2 separate regions of the Homo sapiens genome follow, and region 1 is linked to region 2. Evidence: chromatin loops called from intact Hi-C (ENCODE). Cell type or tissue: GM12878. All regions are shown on one strand. Each heading gives the region's core, and the rest is flanking DNA. Links, peaks and the distances in the headings are about the cores only.

Region 1 (11,250 bases), core at 2,422-7,421, 120 kb after region 2:
TTTCCCCTTCTCTGCCCTCCCGCTCCCTTCTCAGAGCCAGCTTTCAGAGTCCACCTCGGGCGCCTGAGACCCAAGCAGTGTGCCTCTTTCAGTAAAGCATGGTTTTAAGGAAATAAAAACACATTTCCCTTTCACATGCCTCATTGCCTTATTTTCCCTCTCATTTTGACAAAATGGGGCTCTGCAGTCCTCCTCCTCAGATGAAGGCTGATTAGCAGCCACGGTCACTAATCTCTCACCATCTTCTTCTAAAAATGAGACTCACCCAGCCTCAGCACAACAACTAAGAGCAAAAGGTTCATCGGAATTTCCAACTCCTGTGATTTCTCCCTTTGGTTCTTCAGAGATAACGGTGAGAGTGAAAGATGTAGAGATGAGAGTAAGACACGCAGAGAAGCCCTGGCTATGAGCGCCCATAGTGGGCGTGGGGCAGCAGCCCTTGAAACTTCACAGTGAGATTCCACAGAAGGGATCTTTCCCTTGTAAATGTCCCACTTACGGCTTAAAGTTCAAGAAGGTAGGCCTGGATCCAGCCTCACCAGCCTGACCCTATGCCAGGCTTTCTGCAGCACTGGGAGGGAAGGGTGGAGAATGCTGAAGACAGAGATCTCCGGCAGTCACACCTTTCATGGAAAACAGAGACACCTGTCTTGATAGGTGAAGCTGTGGATGGTGGCTCAGCTGCTGTCTCAAAGAAAATGTCTGTGATAGGTGGAGGGAGATTTTGTTCCCCAAGGTTGGTTCTCCAAGCTGAATAGACAAAGGTGCAAGAAACAGGGAAATTCTCAAGCAAAATAAGTTGTATTTGCCGGAAAGTCTATCTGAGTGAGAATTCTCAAAATATTTTCTAAAGCTCCGAACTGTTTGGAGAACGTAGCCACAGTATATACAGAAATAAATGCCCCATTTTCATTAGAAGAGCCTGTGTGTATAAAGGGACGCATCCAGGCTTTGGGGCCAGACATTGGTTCAAATCCCAACCCTGTCACCTTCTACTCAGATAACCTCAGACAAGTCACCTAGAACCACTGAACCTCCGTTTTCTCATCTCTAAAATGTAATGGCACCTACTTTTACAGACTTATTGCAAGGAATAAATAAGATAATCTATGTAAAAGCACTCAGGGACCAGGTGAGGTGGCTCACCCCTATAATCCCAGCACTTTGGGTGGCCAAGGTGGGCAGATTACCTGAGGTCAGGAGTTCAAGACCAGCCTGGCTAACATTATGAAACCCCGTCTTTACTAAAAATACAAAAATTAGCCGGGCATGATGGCGGGTGCCTGTGATCCCAGCTACTCGGGAGGCTGAGGTGGAAGAATCACTTGAACCTGGGAGGCGGAGGTTGCAGTGAGCCGAGATCGCGCCACTGCACTCCAGCCTGGGTGACAGAACGAGACTCCATCTCAGAAAAAAAAGCAAGCACTCAGCACCATGCCTGGCATATAGTCAGCACTCGCCAGATGTTAACTGCTATCATTACATTGCTAATAAAATAATACCACAACATTCTTCTGAGTGTAGAGGTACAGACATACAAGAAAATCCTCTCTTTCTACAAGAAATTTCCTCAGGATTATAATTCTGATGCCTGTATGACTTAAGACTAACCCACAAGAAAATGTCATGGGGGACTGTGATACATACTTCCTAAAATTTGTTTCCTGTTCTACCCAACAGCCCTTGTGTTTTTGGAGTTCTAAAACTGAAGCCATGTGGTCAGTATAAATGGCAGAGTATTAATCAACTGAAAATAAATATTTCTGAGATCCAAGGGCAATAAAACCCTGTGGAAGCACCCACCCCCTACCCATTACTCAAATTCAGACACAAAGAGACTGCGTCTGTCTTCATCCTCACCATGATGACCCTTCATTTCAAGCAATGGAATATTTACAGCATCATAGTGGAGCTTGGGGTACAAGTGGGGCATGGTGCTGATAGCCCTGTGTTCGGTGGGACACTGCCCTGGTGGTGGCAACTGGTGCATGCTTCAGTTCTCCTCCTTGATCCTCAGCCACGCTCAAGTCGGTGTTTGCTGCGCAACTCAGCGTCGCTGCTGCCCCTGCTAATGAGAATTACATTGTCATGTAATAAGTACCTTCCTTGAGTCCATGAAAATAAAAAAAAAGTCTTAAAAAGAAAGGAAGAGCATCATTTCCACGTTTGAGGACCTCAAGATTGGTTAGAAATTAACTATGACACCTGCCCCAAGTGGTCAAGATGTTGTCCAATAATAAGTTGTCACCAGGCTGGGTGCAGTGGCTCACGCCTGTAATCCTGGGATTTCGTGAGGCTGAGGTGGGTGGATTGTCTGAGCTCAGGAGTTGAGACCAGCCTGGGCAACACGGCAAAACCCCGTCTCTATCAAAATACAAAAAATTAGCCGGGTGTGGCAGCATGTGCCCGTAGTCCCAGCTACTTAGGAAGCCGAGGCAGGAAAACTGCTAGAACCCGGTAGGCAGAGGTTGCAGTGAGCCGAGATCGCACCACTGCACTCCAGCCTAGGTGACACAATGAGACTCTGTCTCTAAAAATAAAAATAAAAATAAAAAAGTTGTCACCAATAATTGAAAAGTGGGCTAGTTTATTCATTCATTTCTAATCAAGCAGATGCCACAGTGTTATTTGATACTAACATCTGATCTTTGATACTAATATCTGACCTCTCACTTCAAAAATTGGGAAATATTTCTTCACATGGTTCCTCTGACACCGTGAGCCAATGGCCTCTTGCTGGGCACTCATGAGGTATAGAGCCTAACATTATTAGCTTAATAATAACAACTTTTAAAAACCTAGAGAACAATAAAATGAATAAAGTGCCTCAGATATTGCACTTAACTCCGTTCCCTAAGTCAGCAGCTACAACAATGCTGGTTTGAGTTGATTGATCCAGTTCATGGGCAGACCTGAAGCCGGCTCAGCCCCACATTTAGGTAAGATCCGAGGGGCGCCAAGAAACTTACCCTTGGTGGTGGCATTCCAGTAAGTTATTCATATTTTGAGTGAAGGGAGTGGGAGTTTGGAGCTTTGTTTGTTTTACCTTTTTGTAAAGCAGTGGAAACCCTCTTTCAAACAAAATCTCTGAGGGCCCCTATGTAGACGATACTAGCGCATTCTTAAGTAGTATTTACTGTATGCCAGATGTTTTAACTCATTTAGTCCAACAATTCTACAAGGTAGATACAGTGTGCTGTTACTGTTCATACTTTACAGATGGCAAAATTAAGGCACAGAGAAGTTAAATGATATGCCCAACATCACACAGCTGTAGGTGCTAGAGCTGGGTTTCCATCCTGCCTGGTCTGGCTCCAGAGCCCACCCTTTCATAGATCACACTGTGTGACCCCAGTATAGAGTGTTTTTAAGGAGGCGTATAAAATCAGAACAGCTCTGGCTGGAGCTCTGATAGAGGGCGGAGGGTTCCAAGCTTTCTATAGTGACCCTCAGGTACATCCAAGGAAGATGAGGACTTCAGGAAACCAGTGGATTAAGACTTTATCTACCTAAGATCACTTTAAGATCACATTTACTTCTTGAGGAGTAACAAATTAGTGCATTAGTAGGAATCTATTTCCAATTACCAGGGTCTTTAGAGAATGAAACTTAGGTAAGTGGTGACTGGGAGTCCCTGGCTACAGGGCAGGGATATGGAGAGCACACGGGTAGAGGGAGTGCTGGACTCGAGTCTGGACAGTAGGAGGGGAGGGGGCTGAGAGAGGCAGTGCCTCCAGGACAACCAAGCCTCTACTTGACAGGCAAGCTGGAGGTCAGGCTAACAGCAGTGCTTGTGACCAGTATTTGAAAGGGCCTCCGGGCAAGCCACTCTCTGGGTGCTGAACACTAAACAGCAGGTTGGTCCCTGGCAGAGGCATAGCGTGACCAGAGCCGTGGGGGTGGGTGAGGAGAACAGTCTGACGTGAGAGTGTCAGGGCTCCCCCCATGAGGTGACACTCAAAGTTTCAGTTTTTATCTTGATAAAAAGTTTGCAATTTTCACAATTGCAGAACAAATAGAACCATGACTCATATTTCACAATTTGCCTGGCAAATTCACTATGTGATCATGTTTCTGACAACTGCATGTTTTCCAGGGGTGAGGGGACATCAGGATAGAACATTTGGCCCGAGGGGCATGTTATAATGGGGGACAGTGGGACACACATTGCCCCCACTTCATGTCTTAGGTTCAATACCAGAAGCCAGTGATTCATGCTGTGCACAGGTCTCAGTGGACCTGGGAGTACATCACAAATTCTGAGGTATCCATGTGTATATTTTACTGTCTGATTTTTAATCATCTCTGAGCCACATTTTCATCCTCTGGAACTTCACGGGATAAATTACTTGAGGTTCATCATTTAAAAATTTTTTTTGAAATTTGAATAGCATAAGTTTGAGTAGCAACTTTCAAGATAATGTAATTTAAGAGATGATGATACACGTGATGAAATGTGACACTTTAAAGGAACAATTAAAACACCCATTGAAACTGAAAAACCAGAGTTTCGCCCTCCGGTTTCTAACTAAGGAATTGAGTCAGAAGTTCTGTAGTCTTCTGTGGAAGAAATAGACATGAGGGCCAACTCTGTGTCACCCGTAGATAACACCTAGTACCACGTCAGCAGCATGAGATAATGAATTATTATTTGTCAAATGAATGATAAGTACATAGACGCAAATACATAAGCATACAGTCCACACCAGCTGAAATACAGGGCCCAGTCTTATTCTTAGGAATCATTTCCCTATTCAACATGCTAATAATATTTGTTCCTTTTTTTTTTTTTGAAACGGAGTTTCGCTCTTGTCGCCCAGGCTGGAGTGCAATGGCACGATCTCGGCTCACTGCAACCTCCGCCTCCCGGGTTCAAGCGATTCTCCTGTCTCAGCCTCCTGAGTAGCTGAGATTACAGGCTTGCGCCACCATGCCCAGCTAATTTTTTTGTATTACTAGTAGAGATGGGTTTCACCATGTTGGCCAGGCTAGTCTGAAACTCCTGACCTCAGGTGATCCATCCGCCTCGGCCTCCCAAAGTGCTGGCATTATAGGCATGGGCCACTGCGCCCGCCCATTTGTTCCTTTTTAAATAAGCGTTGATTAATCTTGGAAACAAGGTTTATATAGACAGCAGAAACTTATCTTGCAATGGTTATATCTCACATTCGTTGAGCACCTTTTACTCAGATCCCTTGAAATGGTCCAATTTTTGATTCTCAGAGCACTAGTGGGCTGTTAAGCCCCAAGGTAACTGTGATATTTTCCCATATCTCCCAAACCACCCAGTGTGGCAAGTGTAATTTTGTTCATTTTAGGAGATGAAGAATTGAGAGACATCCAAGCCACAAAACAGGAAGGGACAGAATTGAGATCCTAGGCCAGGTTAAGCCCAATGCCCGTGGTCTTTATATCAAGGGCTAACAGCCTTAGTGAAGATGGGGGTGTCTGCCTGCCCCTTCTGCAATGTCAGTACCGTGAAGGCTCATTGAACCTCAGTTTTCATCATGTAGAAATTTGACCCCTTCAGTGCTGCAAGGGCCTCCCAACAGGTCCCAAGTCCATGCTTATTCCCACCCAGGCTGCCCCCCACCTTCAGCCAGAGTGATTGCAAGTCTGGTCAGGTCACTCCCTTGTTGAAAACCCTTTAAGACTGCCCATTACATTCAGAATAAAGGCCCAAATCCCCACATGCCAAAAGCTCCTACCTGACCAGCCCTGTCCACCCCTTTGGGCTCCCCTGCTTCTGCCCAAGCCCTCTGCTCCCCAGACATGGGAATCACTTTCTCCTTCCTGTCACAGGGCCTTTGCATATGTTGTTCCATCTCCCAGAGGGTTCTTTCCCACCACAACACCTTCCGCCTTTCTCTTGTCTTAGCTTAAATGTCCCTTCCTCAGAGAGGCCCTTCATGATGACCTTCTGCAGTGCATTCCAGAGCACCCAGCACCCATCTTTCATTTCACTCATCACTGTTAGATCAGGATAATGGTTTACATAATTGTTTGTTTCATGTCTGTTTCACACATTGCCCAGAGGAGGAGGTATGAATTAAATAATACCTGTGAGGGCAGGAACTCTGTCCATCCCACTTATGTCTATGTTTATTACCAGTGTCTGCTTCAGCACCGGACATGTAGGAGATGCTCAATAGATGCTTATTCCATCCATGAGGCAATTCATCACCAAATCAGGACGCTGCTAATCTAGTTTTAGGCCCAAGATCTTGTAATCTCCAAGCATGTTTACCATCTGATATCTGATTGGTTCTGAGTTTTATCAGAACCAATGTGTGAGAAGCTGGTGGAGCTGAAGTGTAACATGCATTACAGGAAACCACTTACCACTCTGGGATCCCCTCTCCCCACTATGTTTTAATAAGCTTAATAATAGCGACAGCTAACATTTATTAAGTGCTATGTTCTCACCAGTACCTTAAGAGACTTTCATACAACCTAAGTCCACATGGCATGATCTTTTTAACTTAAGCCAGATCCTGTCCAAGCTCTGTTCATCTCCAGAGGCTCCATCTCACTTACAGTAAAAGCCCAAGTTCCAGGCATGGCCTGTAAGGCTCAAAGGGTTTGCTCCTCTCTGACCTCATCCTCAGCACACTCTGCCCATTTCACCGGGCTCCAGCCACACCAGCAGCCTCCCTGAAGCTCCTAGAATACACCTGACAGCTTCCCCACAGGGCCTGTGTGCCTTCTGTACCCTGGGCACGAAATGCTCCTGCCCCAGATCGATGCAGTTCTGGCTCTATCATATGCTTTAAATGTCATCTTCTCCACGGGCCTTCTCTGACAGCCATCCTGTACTCCCTCAGCCCCTTTCTTGCTACGTTTTTCTCCATCACATACCACCATCTAATATACCACTGCTATTACCTGTCTGCTCATTCATTGTCTGCCTGCCCCCTCTGCAATGTCAGTGCCACAAAGGCAAGGATTGTTGCCTATTTAGTTCACTGCTGTGTCCCTAACTGCCTGGTGCATACAAGGAGCTCAACAAATGCACATTCCATGAGTAGATGTTCTCATTTCGTCCTGACATTAATCCTGAGAGATACACACATCACCCAAATACCTTCCTTGCCACCTTTTCTGCCAAGTCTACTACTGCTCCTGTACTTTGCTCACTGGTGGCAGAAAAGACAACCAGGAAACTCAGACCTCGAGACATTCTGGGTTCACACCCTCACCCCTACAAAGCCTGTCTGAAACAGGTGCCCTGTTTCAATTTCCCACTTCTCTAGTCTAGCCAGAAGTGAGTTTCCTTATGCATCAGTCATTCATTTGTACGTTGTTTTCCCGACATTTGCCAGAGACGGCGGCCCCAGGTGAATGAGGTAGGCCCCACCCTTGGGGAGCTCAGAACTGAAAAGCTACCTCCATCTCTCAATGGCCTCTTCAGATTCTTCCTGCTGCACCATTTTCCTGCTCATTTATTTTTCTAATTTCAAACATAGATTTTGTTACCTTTCAAAATATGAGGCATTTAAGAAAAGCAGCATTTTAAAATAGTGCTCATGGCTAGAACTGAGAGAGATTCTTTCACATCTCCCTGTCCCTACCTCCAGGGGCGAAAGAGGTGCAGCTTGTTCTCAAATAGAAAAATTCAGCATTTTTCCAAAGCAGGCAAGAGTTATGTTTCTGCACGTAGGACAGGTTCTGAGCCCTGGGATAGTGGTGAACTTCATCATTTTCATTTCAGATGCCATTTCTCTGGATTCTTTCCCCAGCCATGACTGCTCGGCATTGCTATTAAATCTTCTAAGCATTTTGCCCAATAAACACCCAAAACATGCTTTTCACCCTTGCACCCACTTCCTGTCCTGCATCTACCTCTCCATCCCTTCCACTAGCTTCACATCTCTGTTGTTTTCAAAGTTGTCCCTTGTATTCTGGGCAACCCATTTCTTGTTTCATCAAACCATTCTGTTCTCAAGTCCCTTCCTCTCTTTAAATCCCTCTTCAACCATCAGCAAAATCTGCTGCTGCTGCTTCCTCACAAGGAGGGCCCCTCCACCTCGACACCCTGCCCTGAGAATCTGAAGGGGAAGGAGTAATAGTAGAACTGAAATTAAATGTCAGTTTCAGCTAACCTGAGCAAGGCACACTTTCACCAGAGGGGATCACAAAAGCAAGGGATGAGGACTGCTTGTCCTCTGCACTTATAGACTAGACTGTCAGGGTCAGCACCTGCTTCTGAATAGACAGGGTACGGACTTGCTTACCCACTCAGATTAGAGGAACTATCAGGGCACCATACACTCATTAGTTCATTAATGCAGTCCTTCACGCATGCAGCAAATAGTGATTGCAAGGTTTATTTCTTTGACTGCTGGAGGTTTTATAGTCTTTCAGAATGCCGTATTACATTGCAAATATTCTTGAGGGGTCTTATGTCTTTTTGAATGAAATTTAATTTGATACAATTCAGTTCGTCCATTTGAACTTCCATAGCATTTTGTGACATGGAAAAGAACACTGGACTAGGGTGAAAGAGAACTAGAGAAAAATCCAGCCTATTCTACTTACTGGCTGATTAACACCAGGAAAGTCACCTGACTTCTTCAAGCCTCAGTCTCCCTCGTCCATTAAATGGATGTGATACCAGCTACCCTACCTATATCATGGGAGTTCTGTATCCCATGTACAATCAGCAATCAGCAAGATGCCTGATATACAGTGGCCTTTCCAAAAACATAGAGGAAACTGAAGAGATTCCAATTAAAATCAATCCGTGGTAACAAAGGGCCTTTTTGTTGAGTCAAGCATTACAGAAATGAAAGCTTCATCTCTACTTAACAAAATTTTGTGCATCCTTCAAGGCCTAAGTGAAATGCAGTTTTATTCATGAAGTGGTCCCTCCCTCCAACCCCAAGACAGAAAAGAGCCAAGGAGATTGAGTGGCATCTGGGACATAAGGCCACACCTAGGAAGTGCAGCTCCCTGGAGCAAAGCTCTTGAGAGTTGCCAGGAGAAGGGATTCACTGCAGAAAATGGAGTTTGTAAACCTAGGGCCTGCCAGAGAGGAAAGACAAACCAAGGACCCAGACTGAAAAAGAAAAGGAGGGCTCTCAGCCATGGAGAGCAGACATGGAGCAGAGAGGAGATTTGAGAAACAAAGTTAGGTGGTGTTATGGAGCAAGTAGAGTGGTGTCCAGGGGCAAATAGACACTGAGTGCTTGGAATATTCTCCTGCAGCTGAATCACGCTGGACAGAAACCATCCCACCCTTTCTCAAATCCCATAGCACTTTGTACTTCTCAGGGCACTGCCCAAACTGCCTGTCTTTACGAGTCTTTGAGGATGTGCGTATCTTCCCTCCCCTACCAGAATATAAATTCTTTGAAGGCAAGAGCCAGGTCTCACACCCTTTGTACACCCTTCCCAGCCCACACCTAATGCCTAGACCAGTGTCCTGCATATGATCAGTATAATAAATATTTGTGGTGGATTAATAAAATCATTACACTCTTTGGTTTCATATATGACCAAATAAAACACGACCCAAAATACTACTGAACCTTAAAAACTAGTTGTGCACAGGTACCCTGGAACTTAAAGTACGATAATTAAAAAAAAAAACTAGTCTACTCCTGTAGCTTTATCAGCTGGGTTTTGAACTTTCTCTCTATCCTTGAACACTTTACAGCATACTTAATTTTGTTATATAACAAAATCACTGCTCACTTAACTATGTGTTTCATACCAAAGAGTGTAAGCATGAGTACCATTTATTGGACATAATAGCAAAATAGCTACCTGTTGGCCAAATGCATTTGCCACCCCTTCAGAGTGTAAGCTATTGCTAAAAGGTGGCTGCTACACTAAGACTACATTTCCCAGCTCTTCTTGCACTCGGGGGAGGCCACGAAACTAGTACTCATCAATGGAATGTCAGTGAAACTAGATAAGTCTCATCTCTAGGCCAGGAATTTTAAGAAACAGTTAAAGCTTCTACACTCTCTCCTTCCTCTTTGCCACCTGGAAGCAGAGACTTTGAGGTTTCAGGGGATGCAGAAGTCACAAGATGAAAGCCACAATCCCTGAGTGACCACAGGGAGAAAAGCCCTCTGCTTTCTGTATTTAGATGGACAAAGGGAAATTGCAAGATGGAAGCCTGTATCCCTGAGTCACCACATGAAGGAAAGCTCCAGCTTTCTCCATTTGGTCTATCACATAGGCAAGAAAAAAACTTTAATTATGTTAGCCACTGGAATTTGGCATTTAATTGTTAGAAAAGCTAGTGTCACCTTAACTAACACAACTACCTATTGTATGGCAGGTGATTCACACAAATTACTTTCATAGAACACTTGAAACAGTCTTGCATGGTAGGTATGATCACTATCCTTTTTATTTTGCAAATAAGTAAACCAAGACACAGAGAGGTTAAGTTACAAAGGTTAAGTTAAGAAAGGTTGTCACAGCTAGTAGGTGCTGGAGCTAGAATTTCACTGAGATTTGTCTGGCCTCAAATGCTGTGTTTTCTCCCACGACATCATACTACCTCTCATTTATCAGTGATCTTAGACTCTGCCTTTGACATCATTTTTAAATTAGGGGTTTCTGGCCTGATTCTGACCTACACTTTTTAGAAGCAGTTGACATATATGTCTCTGCTTTCCTTCACTGAACTCCGACCATCACCTGGAAAAATTATGTCTTCCAAGCCCTGGAGTGTTCCCAAAGACTTTAATTTCTTCCTCACCTGTTTTGACACAATTCTTTTACTATCAGAATTGAATTCTTTCTCTAAGCAAATATTTAAGCTTTATACTGCTTGACTTCCATTTTTTCACCAGTTGGGAAGGGTAAGAAGACAATTCATTCTGGGTTTAGAGTGGGGGACAAGAAAGAGAGTGGGGGAAAAGGGAAATTGTATGGGTTCATCAAATCCTACCTGGTCCTTGCTTGTTTCAGAAAACCCTCTCAGACATCTTGTTGATAAAATTTATGCCACCCACGATTATGTCTGTGTTAGTTCTGTTTCTCTCTCACTTTCCTACTGAGGGATAAAAAAGTTCAAATGACTTATCCAGAGTCATACAGTATCAGTGGACAGAACTGGAAAGCAAATTATATTGACATGAAAAGAAATAGAAAGTAAGTCAATACATAAACTCATCTGCAAAAAGGAGCTTGTAGAAATTGGGTACTTTTTTTGGATTCTTTACATATAAAATGCCAGTTATCCAATGTAGAAAGAAAAAAGAGTAGGCAGCCCCAATGTGTAAGTAATTG
Region 2 (11,250 bases), core at 3,501-8,500:
ACATCTTCCATTGGTTTCTCCTAATCAGCCCAGTCCTTACCAAAAATAACCACAGCAGTGAGGACAGTTATCCATGCTGAGCCCTGCCAGCTAGACACTGAGAGTGCTTCGCTCAGTGGTGCACTCATTCAACACACTGTCTGGATGCCTACCAGGGGTGTGGCTGTGCACACAACAGACGGGTCCCTAACTTTGTGGTATCCTACAGTGCTTCCTGTCCTCACATGGGCCCTGGAGGCAGGCTGCCCTGCTCATTCCAGACACAAAATTCAGGTGCAGAGGGCCAGAGGACCATCTCCTGTGCTGTACTGATAACGGCGGAGCAACCTTTAGATGCTGGTCAGTGTGACACACACTGCCAAACACTAAGACCCAGGGACATCTCCTACTGTGTGTGTAGCTAGCATCATGTCAGACCTGAAGCACCTCCCATATTTCCTTATTGTTTGGTGTGGGATGGATTTAGCTCCTTAACTAAATCGTTAACTAGGTCGTTCAAGGCTGGGCCCAATCTTGGGTGTCATTATTTCCTGTAACACCTAGAGCCATGCTGAGTCTAAAATACTTGGAGAGAGGGGCAAGGCAAGTCTTATCTGCCTTCCAAGCTCCTGTTTGTTTTGCCCATAAATTCAGCCACAGAGGGAGGGCCAGGGGATCTCCTGGATACTGCAAAACCTGCAGGCTGCCCTGCTTGTCTCCAGCCCCCACTGTCTTCTAACCCTTTAAAGCCCTTCTAACACAGTGGGGGCACGGCTAGTTCAGTTGCTACCCAGAATCTTCTAAACGTACTATGTAATCATGCATGTATTCTAAACATATTGTAGCATTCTTTTTTCTTCTCTCAAGTAAATAATAACAAGTCAATCATATAGCACTGATCTTGTGCCAGGCATTGCTCTAAGACAGGGGTTTTCAGTTGGGCAGCATCAACATCACCTGCAGACCTGTTAGAAACACCAACTAAAGGGCGTTCTCTGGGGCAGGGCCCTGCAATCTGTGTTTTCACCAGCCCTCCAGGTGATTCTGTGAGCACCAAAGTTAAGAATCCACTGCTCTAAAGGCCTTTCATGTATTCACTTGTTTCACTCTCATTCCAACCCTATGAAGTAAGTTCTCATGTGAAATTCTATTAATACTTTGTAGCTGGGGGAACTAAAGTACAGAGGTTTGTCCACTGCTCAAACTAGGATTCAAACCTGGACAGATGTACCTCAAATCCCTCAGTGGGGGCAAGAGGGCTTAACCTCAGGAAGTCAGGGGACCTCACATTGCATCTCTCTCACCCCTGGAAAAATATCTAGAGACAAGAATCTGGTGGGCACAGGACAGGCCTCTGGGAGTCTAGTTGGGCAAGGACATGCCTGGCTTCCCAGAGGTCATGTGAGTCTCTGAACGGTGGTTGACCTCAAGGCAGGAAAGAACAATTTGACTAAGTGTCTGAAGGTGGTGCTGTGGAAAGAATAAAGCACTTTTCAAATCTTCCTCTGTCAGTCCCAGGTTGTTTGATAATGTGCTTAGCTCAGGATCTGACACAGTGATAGGGAGCTTGGTAGGACGCTGCCGGGGCCCCTGCCACAGAAAAGGTGGGGTTTATCTCAGACCAGGGGCCTCAGTTGTCCCATCACTGTAGAGCTATTTAATTTAAAGGAAAGTGGCTGAGAGGGCAGAAAGAGCATCCGGGAAACACCACCGCAAGGCTCTCAGGCCCAGCTGGGATTCTCCATCTGGGGTCCTTGGGGTGGAGTCGAGGATGGCCACCATAAAATGGTAACACATTCCTGCAGCTGATACCATGCAATTTTCTTTAAATGTATGCTTAAAGATTTTACTAGCTTTGTGGATTGGGGTAGAGAAGAGGAGAGAAGAGGCAGGGAGATTAAAAAAAAGAAAAAAACAAAGACAGACAGAAATAATAAAGATATGAAACTGATTGTGGTAAACTAAGTAGAGCAGGTATAAAGAGCTTTCATCTTGCTTCTTCTGTGCTGGTCCATCTCCTCTTCTCTAAGGAAAGGGAATTAACATTGCTGAGAACCTACAATGTGCTGGGTGCTCTCCACATACTCCCTTGCTCAGTCGACATTACCACCTCCAAGGCACGTATTATCATTGTACCCAATTTGCAGAAGATAGAAGAAACAAAACTAGTTCTCAAATGTCTTTCTGTTTATTGCCAACCCAACACTTTCAGCTATATCACATTATCTTGAAGGTGTCTTGATTCTTTTGGCTGCAAAACAAGTCCGTAGATATAACAATAAAGGATATTTTTAAAATTTATGAAATGCCTCTTTCATTCTTCCCTTGTCCCTGCACTTCGTTCCTGTACTTTGTTCTCTGTTCTCATCTCATTGACACACGGACTTTTCAAATTAGTCAGTCCAGATGGGAATATTCATTTATTTATAAGGACATGAAATGGCGTTGTTTGTTTGGGGTGGGGAGAGGAAAGGATGCAAGGGCAGGTTCTCTGGCCCTGTCAAAAACTCACCACAATGATCAACCCTTACCTAAACCATGAGGTCATATATTCACTCACTGAAGGAATAGTTACGAATTTTCAAATTTTTGAAATAAATCCTGAAGTTCAACATGGTAGTTTAGGCCTACTTTTACCTCTCCTTCCTCCCCAATTCCAATGAAATAACAATAAATAAATGCAAAAGAATAAATTCATAACCAACATGAAAGGATCCAGCCGCAATCCAGAAAATTTCACAAATACCTGGACCAAAAGAAGATGGGATCATATCGATAGATAAAGCTGAGTGGAAAAATCTACATCCCAGAACCACAGGCAGGGGGAGAACTGGCCTGGAGGTAGAGCCGCCCTTCCCAGCAAAGCCCTGCAGAGGCTCCCAGATCAGAGCCTTGGGGCCACAAGCAGGGATGGACTGTGGGGAGATTAATGAAAGGCCTTTCCAAGTTTCATAACTGCCCGCCCTCCTCCTCAGAGAGCAACCGGCGGCCATGGCATTGGTCTGTGTGAAAAAAAAAGAGTATCCATTTTGTCTTGGCTTTGGGAACATTCTTCCCCTCACTGTTCCCTGTTCAATGATATGGATTTGGTCATACTACTTGGTTTGGCAGCATATAAAATTTTCATAAACAGAATACTTCACATTCATGTATTGCTTTTCTGTTTTCCAAATTAGCCTACAGACAAAACTTGGGGGACCTAGAATATAAATTGTATACACCAGAAGTAAAGGCAGAAGGAAATGTTACAGCTCAGAAAAGGGAGGTGGGAAGGTGGTGAGGGCCGGGGAGTGCGGGTGTGCTGTTGTCGGATATTCCAGCGCCTGCCTGTGTCAGGACGGTTCCAGGCCCAGTGAGGTATGGAGGAACCAAACAGATGTTCTCAGCCCTAGCAGCACCTCCATTCCCATCACAAGCCAATAGATTCCTCCTAACAGTTAACAAATCCCAAAGTGAAGATTTAAGTAGGTTGTTTAATACCTATAAAAGTAGCCACAAGAATGAATGAGGATAATAGCAGTGTGTACAAAAATCCATGGAAGACATGAGACAGTGTAAAGTTGCTAAAAATCCCTGTCATAGTAGGGGGAGTGGATACAGTTTAAATAGGACAATTTCAAGAAATAGATTATAAAGGAATTATCTAAGGTTGTGGTGGGAATTACCAGAAGTAAAAAGACATGGTCAAGGAGTGTACATCCAGGGCATGAGCTCAGAGCTGGGGCAGAGAGACATACTCTCCAACAGCCCTTGCCACATTTTGTTCATGTGTATGCATTACTGTTATAAATAAATTAAGGTAAATGATTAAAAAGCAACTTCACCTACCCCAGGAGGAATGTGAGGTGGATATTATCATTCCCATTCTCATTTTATATGTGAAGAAATAGTAGGCCGGGCGCGGTGGCTCATGCCTATAATCCCAGCACTTTGGGAGGCCGAGGTGGGCGGATCACCTGAGGTTGGGAATTCAAGACCAACCTGACCAACATGGAGAAACCCCGTCTCTACTAAAAATACAAAATTAGCTGGGTGTGGTGGCACATGCCTGCAATACCAGCTACTTAGGAGGCTGAGGCAGGAGAATCACTTGAACCCAGGAGACGGAGGTTGCGATGAGCCGAGATCATGCCATTGCACTCCAGCCTGGGCAACAAGAGTGAAACTCCATCTCAAAAGAGAGAGAAAAGAAAGAAAGAAATAGTAGCCCAGCCCTGTTGTGTGATTAGAAACCAAGTCTCCTGATCATTGGCTTCAAATTCCGCCTGCACAACCCAAAACCTTCTGCTTTTGGATGCAGACTGACTAGGGTTGGAATGCTCAAGTGACTGCTGTGAACCTTGAGCAGCTCACTGTTCATCTTTGAAAATAGGGAGAATACAACTACTACCCCTCCCTGGGTTACGCTAATCACATAGCACAGGGCCTGGTACAAAACAGGCCCTCAAAAATGTCAGTTTCAGCCAGGCGTAGTGGCTCATGCCTATAATTCCAGCATGTTGAGAAGCCAAGGTGGCTTGAGCCCAGGAATTCGAGACCAGCCTAGACAACCTGGAGAAATCCCATCTCTACTAAAAGTAGAAAAATTAGCTGGGCATAGTGGCACAGGCCTGTAGTCCCAGCTACTTGGGAGGCTGAAGTGGGTGGATGGTTTGAGTCTGGGTGATCAAGGCTGCAGTAATCAGAGATCTTGCTACTGCACTCCAGACTGGGAAACAGAGCGAGACCCTGTCTCAAAAAAACAAAACAAAAAACAAACAAACAAAAACTGTCAGTTTCCTCTCTTTATGTTTAGTTTTAAACCCATCCAAAATTTGGAACATTAATATCATTTGTTGATCAGGTTGTCTTTCTTCTCATTTCATGTGATGTATCACGAATTCCGACTAAATTTAAAGCAATTCATTCTCGGCCATATCAAAGGATTTGTCACAACTTAGCGAGGTAGAAAATGTCAAGTTTAAAACATGTGGCAGGAAGATGTGACTTCATGGACACACACAATCAATGGTCCAAGTAGGTGAGTGTTTGTGGTTGTGGGGTGAGGGGTACTGGGAAGGGTTTTACTTTCAGTTCCCTGAATACCTGTTTCCCACTCACCACACTGAGAGGTCACCCTTAGAGTCACTCCTTTGCACCTGGAAGAATTGTGGATCTCCCTGGTTCCCTGTGAAAAAGTCTAAGTGTCCCCAGGCATAGAAAAAGCAGCTGTACAGCTTAGAGAACAGTATACTGGGACTAGACCACTGGAGAACGGCCTGGGAACAGATAGGGGAGGAGAAAGAGGGAGGAAAACAGAGAAGCACTGAAGGAGAAGGCACCAGGGACAAGGGACAATTCCCCCAGATCCACGGCTTTCTTCTGCTTGTTATAACCCATGAGAAGCAGAACATCCTCCCAAAGACACTGCATCATTGGCACACAGTATATGCTAGGTTGGCACTCTACTAATGCTTCACGGCATTTGCACATTTAATTATCACAACAATCCCATCAGGTTGTCACTATTATTCTTCCCATTTTACAGCTTAAGAAACTGAGACACAGAGAGGCTAAGTGTCATATCCAAGTCACAGGGCTGTGTGATAGAGCCTGGAAATGAGCCCAAGAAGCTTGACTCCAATGTCAAACTCTGCACCACCACATTAGAAACACACTCCCCACGCAGAAACACACACACACACACACACACACACACACACACACACACTGTGGGAGGACTCTCAGGGAACTCCTGCTTTCACAGACTGCTAGGTGCCAAGTTCTGCTTTTTAGAGCCAGTGAGATAAGGAGAACTTGCTCTATTTCATGTAAGAAAGCTTATCTGTTACTAACATAGTAGATTTATCCTCTGTCAATCCAGAAGAAAGAACTAGACCTGAAGGGTGGAGCTTGTAGGAAGAAGACAGTAGTTCAACATAAGCAGTATAAAAAGAAGGGCTGCTGTGATAGGTAATGAGCTACCAGTCAGTGGACGTGTTTTTGGTTTGGCAGCTGCAGTCTAGGAATGAGCAGATGGTCTACATCCTGGGGACGAGATTGGAAGAGATGAGAACCAAAGCCCCTCCCAGCCCAGGCAGTCAATCTGAACACACTTCTCCAGACCTGCTGTTGCAAAGCAGTGTGCCGAATCAACAGGAGATGCATGTTAAATAAAACCCGACCCAGCCTCTCAAAAGTTTACAGTGAGATTCTCAGGTTTTCCAATATCATCTTCATAGAGTTCCTGGAGGAATTTAAGAAAGTACAGTGAAGATTCATTCCTTTCATCTCCTAAGGGTAAGTCCGTTCTGACCTGCCCAATAACCCTTTCTCTTCTCTGTCTGCTTCCGGAGAGCACTGTGAGAAGTCAGTCTTCTTTAAAAAAAAAAAAAAAAAAAAGTAAGAAAGAAAAAAAGAAAGACACATATATGATATGTTCTACATCTTTGCCTCTGAAGAGGAAATGCTCTGTGTTACTGTAAATAATAATTTGCAGGTCAGTGAAGGTTGTTAAATGCCCCTGATACCTTTTCTCACTTCCCTCCAGACTCTCGTAATTACTATTGCTCTGAACCCAGCGGGCAAGATGCACATTTCTCTGTCCAGGAAATGACAGCAGCAGTGTGGTACCCTCTTCTCACTTCGGGGAAAGACTGTGTATCTGCATATTGAGCCTGTCCAGAGTCCGTGTCAGAGCCGGGTATGTGCCTGCCTGGAAATAGCTGCATGGAAATGCAGGAAGTGGTTGCCCAAAAGACCTGAGGCTGCAGGTCATAGCCCCTGGGTTCTAAAGCTGGCTCTACCACAAGCTGCGTGACCTCAGACAAGTCACAAAATCTTCTGGGACTCTGTTTCTTCATCCGTAAAGCCAAGAACACAGCACTTACCATGACTCATAAATACTAATATATAATGAGAACTCATTCTTTTATTCAATATCTCATTCAAACACATATGAATCATCACTAAGGACCAGGCACTGTTTTAGTCCCCGGGGGTGCAGTAGTAAACAAAACAGCGAAAGTCTCCCTCTCCCTGGAGTTCCACTGGGAGAAGCAGATAAATAAATGAATAAACAAAACATATGGGATTTCTAAGGGCTTTGGCAAAAAGCAAAGCCTAGAAGGGTTAGGAGGAGTGCTGAGGAAAAAAAAGGGGTGTCTCTAAGAGGGTGCCATTGAGATATAGGCTCAAAGGAGGTAAGAAGGTGAGCTGAGAGATCACTGGGGAAAGAGTAATCCAGGTAGTGGAGTAGCCAGTGCAAAGGCCCTGAGGCCAGAGTGGCTGAAGCAGAGCAACTGGGAGGGATGCAGACTGGATTCAGAAGGACGTGGAATTGAATAGGGTAGGCCTTGCAAGGCTTTGGGCTTCTCTGAGACAGGAGCCACTGGAGAGTGTTGAGCAGAGGAGTGACATAACCTGCCTGGGGTTTTAAAAGAATCTCTCCAGCTTCTGTGTTTAAAAAAAGAGAATCAAATAACATATTTCCCAAAGTGTTTTGAAAAACACAAAAGTACAACATGAAAATGAAGCACAGTAAAAACTCAGTCCTCCAAGCTCCTCAGAAAAAAGTTGTTCTGGAGACCAGGTGTGGTAGATTAAATACAGCCACAAGTTCGTTGTCACTTTCCCCACTGAGAGCTCAAATTTATTTCCCCTCCCTTCACCTGGTTTGTCCTGCAGCTGCTTATCAAATATGGCCAGAGTATTGCTGTGCCAAATCCAGGCCCAGCCTTTTAGGGGACTGGCAATTTCCTCTCTTTTCCGCTTGGAATTCTCACTCTTGGGACTGCTCTTCTCAGAACCCAGCTGCTATCCATGGAGAGGCCATGTGCAGGTACTCTGGGTGCAGCCCCAGGAGGGCTCCCAGACAACAGTCACCATCAACCACCAGCCATGTGAGGAAACGCTTTCAAGATGTTCCAGTTCAATTAAGCCCCCAGATGACTTTAGCCTCATCCAACATTCTGTGGGGCAGAAGAATCTCCCAGCTGAGCCCATTTAACCCATAGCATCATGAGACAGTAAAATATTTGTTGTTATAAGCCACAATATTTTGGAGTGCTTTGTTATGCAGCAATAGTTAACCAAAACTTCAGGGTTTTCTAGAGTTCAGAGTCTACCCAGTAAGGTATCAAAACTTGAAAAGGAAAAATATTAACTATAATAAATGGAAAACATTCTAAAACGGAATATACAACTTCCTTCCTTCCTAAACAGAGTTTACCCACATTGATTAATCTTTCCTTGGTGATTCAAATGTATCCATGTGAACATCATCATATGCTTGTCTTGTTTTTAATGATGCAAAGATTCCCTAAGGGTCTATTGAAATGATTGGAGGTTTTTTCCTTATACTTACTGGCCCTGCACCTGTTTTCTTCCTTAGGTATTTTTAAAATGATTCCTCCTCCTTCATTTTTCTGTTTGTTCCTGTTTATGTCAGCTTCTCCTCATGCCTTTTCTAATTTGTCATATACATTTTGAGTGTAAGAAACTTTTTTTTTTTTGAGACGGAGTCTCGCTCTGTCGCCCAGGCTGGAGTGCAGTGGCGCTATCTCGGCTCACTGCAAGCTCCGCCTCCCGGGTTCACTCCAGTCTCCTGCCTCAGCCTCCCAAGTAGCTGGGACTACAGTTGCCCGCCACCACGGCTGGCTAATTTTTTGTATTTTTAGTAGAGACGGGGTTTCACCTTGTTAGCCAGGATGGTCTTGATCTCCTGACCTCGTGATCCGCCCGCCTTGGCCTCCCAAAGTGCTGGGATTACAGGAGTGAGCCACCGTGCCTGGCCGAGTGGAAGAAACTTCTTAGAGTAATTTGAAAAGTATGAATAAACAGGCTTAGAGAAAGGGCCTAATTCTACAAAAGGGCATGACTTCATGTTTGTGGATTTTGTGACAGCAGTTTTGCTTATAATCTAGTTCTTCCCAATATTCCGTATGAATAGGGCTGCTGGATAACTGAGTTTAGGATGGGGGAGAAGTTTTTGTTATTCCTGTAAATGTATTTAGATATTAGTTCGTAGAATCACAGAGCTGGAACAAACCTTCCAGAGATGTTTACATTCCACTCCCTCAATTTACGGATGAGACCCACAATATTTGTTTGACTTGTACAAAGTGAAAGAGTTCATACCAGCAGAAGCAGGATTAGAGCCCAGGCCTCTACGTCACAGGGCAGTGTTCTTCTACCAGGTCCTTCTGAGCACAATTTGTCCTGTGATCTGTAAATCCCGAGTGAGGCGAGGAAGCCCAAGAAGTACATTCCTACGAGAGCTCATGAAGCATAGGAGAAAGCTCTGCTCATCTGTGCCACTTACCAGCCACATGATATTGGGTAAGCTGCTCTGGCTCTCTCAGCCTAATTTGTTCAGGATAGTGAGTTCCAATATCCAGGACTGTTATGAAAAATAAATAACACAGGCCAAGTACGAAGCGTGGTGTGTGGCACTCAATTATTATTCATTTAATGATTGTCATTTTTCTGTTGTGCCTTCTATTAGTCTTAGCCCCTTAGAGCAGACAAAGTGTGAGGCTCCTTGGATTAAAGACTATACCAGCCTCTCCTTCTCCCCATAACCTTAACTACTTGATAGGAATAGTCCAGTCCCTAGACCCTTCCTTCTGTGGGTGGCATTGCCAAGGTTGTCTGGTGAAGGGTTCCACTAAGGTATGCGTAACTTGCGGAGGTAGAAGAGGAGCTGTTGGGAGAGCCCAGCCCAAACAGAATCCAGGTTAGCTGATTCGCGTTTTGTTGTTATTTTTGTTGTTGTTGTTGTTGTTGCTTGAGACAGAGTCTCGCTCTGTCACCCAGGCTAGAGAGCAGTGACGTGATCTTGGCCCACTGCAACCTCCGCCTCCCAGGTTCAAGCCATTCTCCTGCCTCAGCCGCCCGAGAAGCTGGGACTACAGGCATTTGCCACCATGCCCAGCTAATTTTTGGTATTTTTAGTAGAGACGGGGTTTCACCATGTTGGCCAGGCTGGCCTCGAACTCCTGACCTCAAGTGATCCACCCACCTCAGCCTCCCAAAGTGCTGGGATTACAGGCATGACCACCATGCCCGGCCTGATTCGTGTTTTGGGGTCCTACTGCTGGATTAGGTCTTGTCCCAGGATGGAGAAGAATGGTGGATCCCCAAACAGCAAATGTTTGAAGAAGGGACACAACCTTGAAGCCAGCAATGAGATGCAAATGCCTCCCTTCCTGCACTCCTCCTCCCACCGTCAGTGCTGTGAAGACTGTGAGGCCCCCAGTACTTGTTATGGAGAGGTTTTAGTCAGTGCTCAGAGGAAAGGGGTGGGGGAGAAGAAGGCCAGTAAATCAATAACAGATCTTTCTTTCCATCAGCTGGTTTAAAGTATTGAGCCAATGTCAACCAATCTAGAATTTCTAAGTTGTAAATTTAAAAATTGAATAGTAAGATTTTTATCTGAGCTGCTTCATGAAAGCCACTATTCAGAGTCCAGTTTATCACAGTCCTCACGTAGTCTGAGCTAAGGTCTGGGGTCATGCCAGTCTAGGGAATTCAGTGAGAAAGTTTTCATTTCTACCTGGCTCAGGCTGTGGGGCTTGGATATGGCACTTCTACTGGATCTTTGTGATTCTCCTCCAACTTGTTTCCCTCAACAGATTTCCTGGACTGTGAACTGATCATGCAGAAATATTCAGAGCAATGAAGGACACTGCAGGGCCCTGTACAACCTCATCATCCAGGATTAAAGAGTCAGTCGATATCACATATTCAGCACTATACTAGGCACTGTGGAAAATAACAATGATGTCAGCAACAACAATAATAGTAATGACAATGAATGTTTATTGAGCACCTACTGTATGCCAGGCACTCAACTAGATACTTTTCCTAGATTATTTCTGAGTCTTCCAAAAATTGGATAAAGTGGTTGTCATTCCCTCTGTTTTATACACAAATAAATGAAGACTTAAAGAAGTTAGATAAGTTCTCAAAGTTCTACAAGTAGTGAGAATAAGGACCTATATATGATAATTTCCTTGTCCTTGAAGAGTTTTAGGAAACACCATCTCCCATCTGTTATCCAAGAATATTCTCTTGCTTCTAGTCTCACATCAACATTCATTCAGTCAATAAGTTTTTATATAGCGCTTAGTATGTGTATCTGCAAATACCACCTTGACAACAGAGAGAAAATACACAGAACAATTATTCACTCAAAGCTGGGAAATGTAATGAAAGGTCAGAGACAGAAATCAGTGTGGGCTGGAGAAGTAGGGAAAGGTTTTATGGAGGAGTGGGACTGGGGTTGGGTCT

The links. Hi-C counts contacts between places; a loop is a spot of excess contacts. Peaks named below come from ENCODE experiments on the same cell type or tissue, not always from the same donor. Only the 100,000 strongest peaks of a DNase experiment are listed, where the experiment ranks them.
Region 1: it touches region 2 in a loop (6-fold over the local background); 2 of 110 quality-filtered maps call a loop at or near these places.

The regions. Positions count from the first base shown.
Region 1 is chr6:45,703,320-45,714,569 of GRCh38, reverse strand. No RefSeq gene overlaps it. Among named protein-coding and RNA genes, the nearest start is that of RUNX2-AS1, 130 kb to the right of the region's middle. RefSeq lists a silencer at 8,007-8,056. In GM12878, for the core only: no CTCF peak of the experiment used is centred there; DNase peaks (open chromatin) are centred at 3,949 and 4,529; H3K4me3 peaks cover 390 bases; H3K27ac peaks cover 873 bases.
Region 2 is chr6:45,826,055-45,837,304 of GRCh38, reverse strand. No RefSeq gene overlaps it. Among named protein-coding and RNA genes, the nearest start is that of CLIC5, 180 kb to the left of the region's middle. In GM12878, for the core only: no CTCF peak of the experiment used is centred there; a DNase peak (open chromatin) is centred at 6,574; H3K4me3 peaks cover 322 bases; H3K27ac peaks cover 377 bases.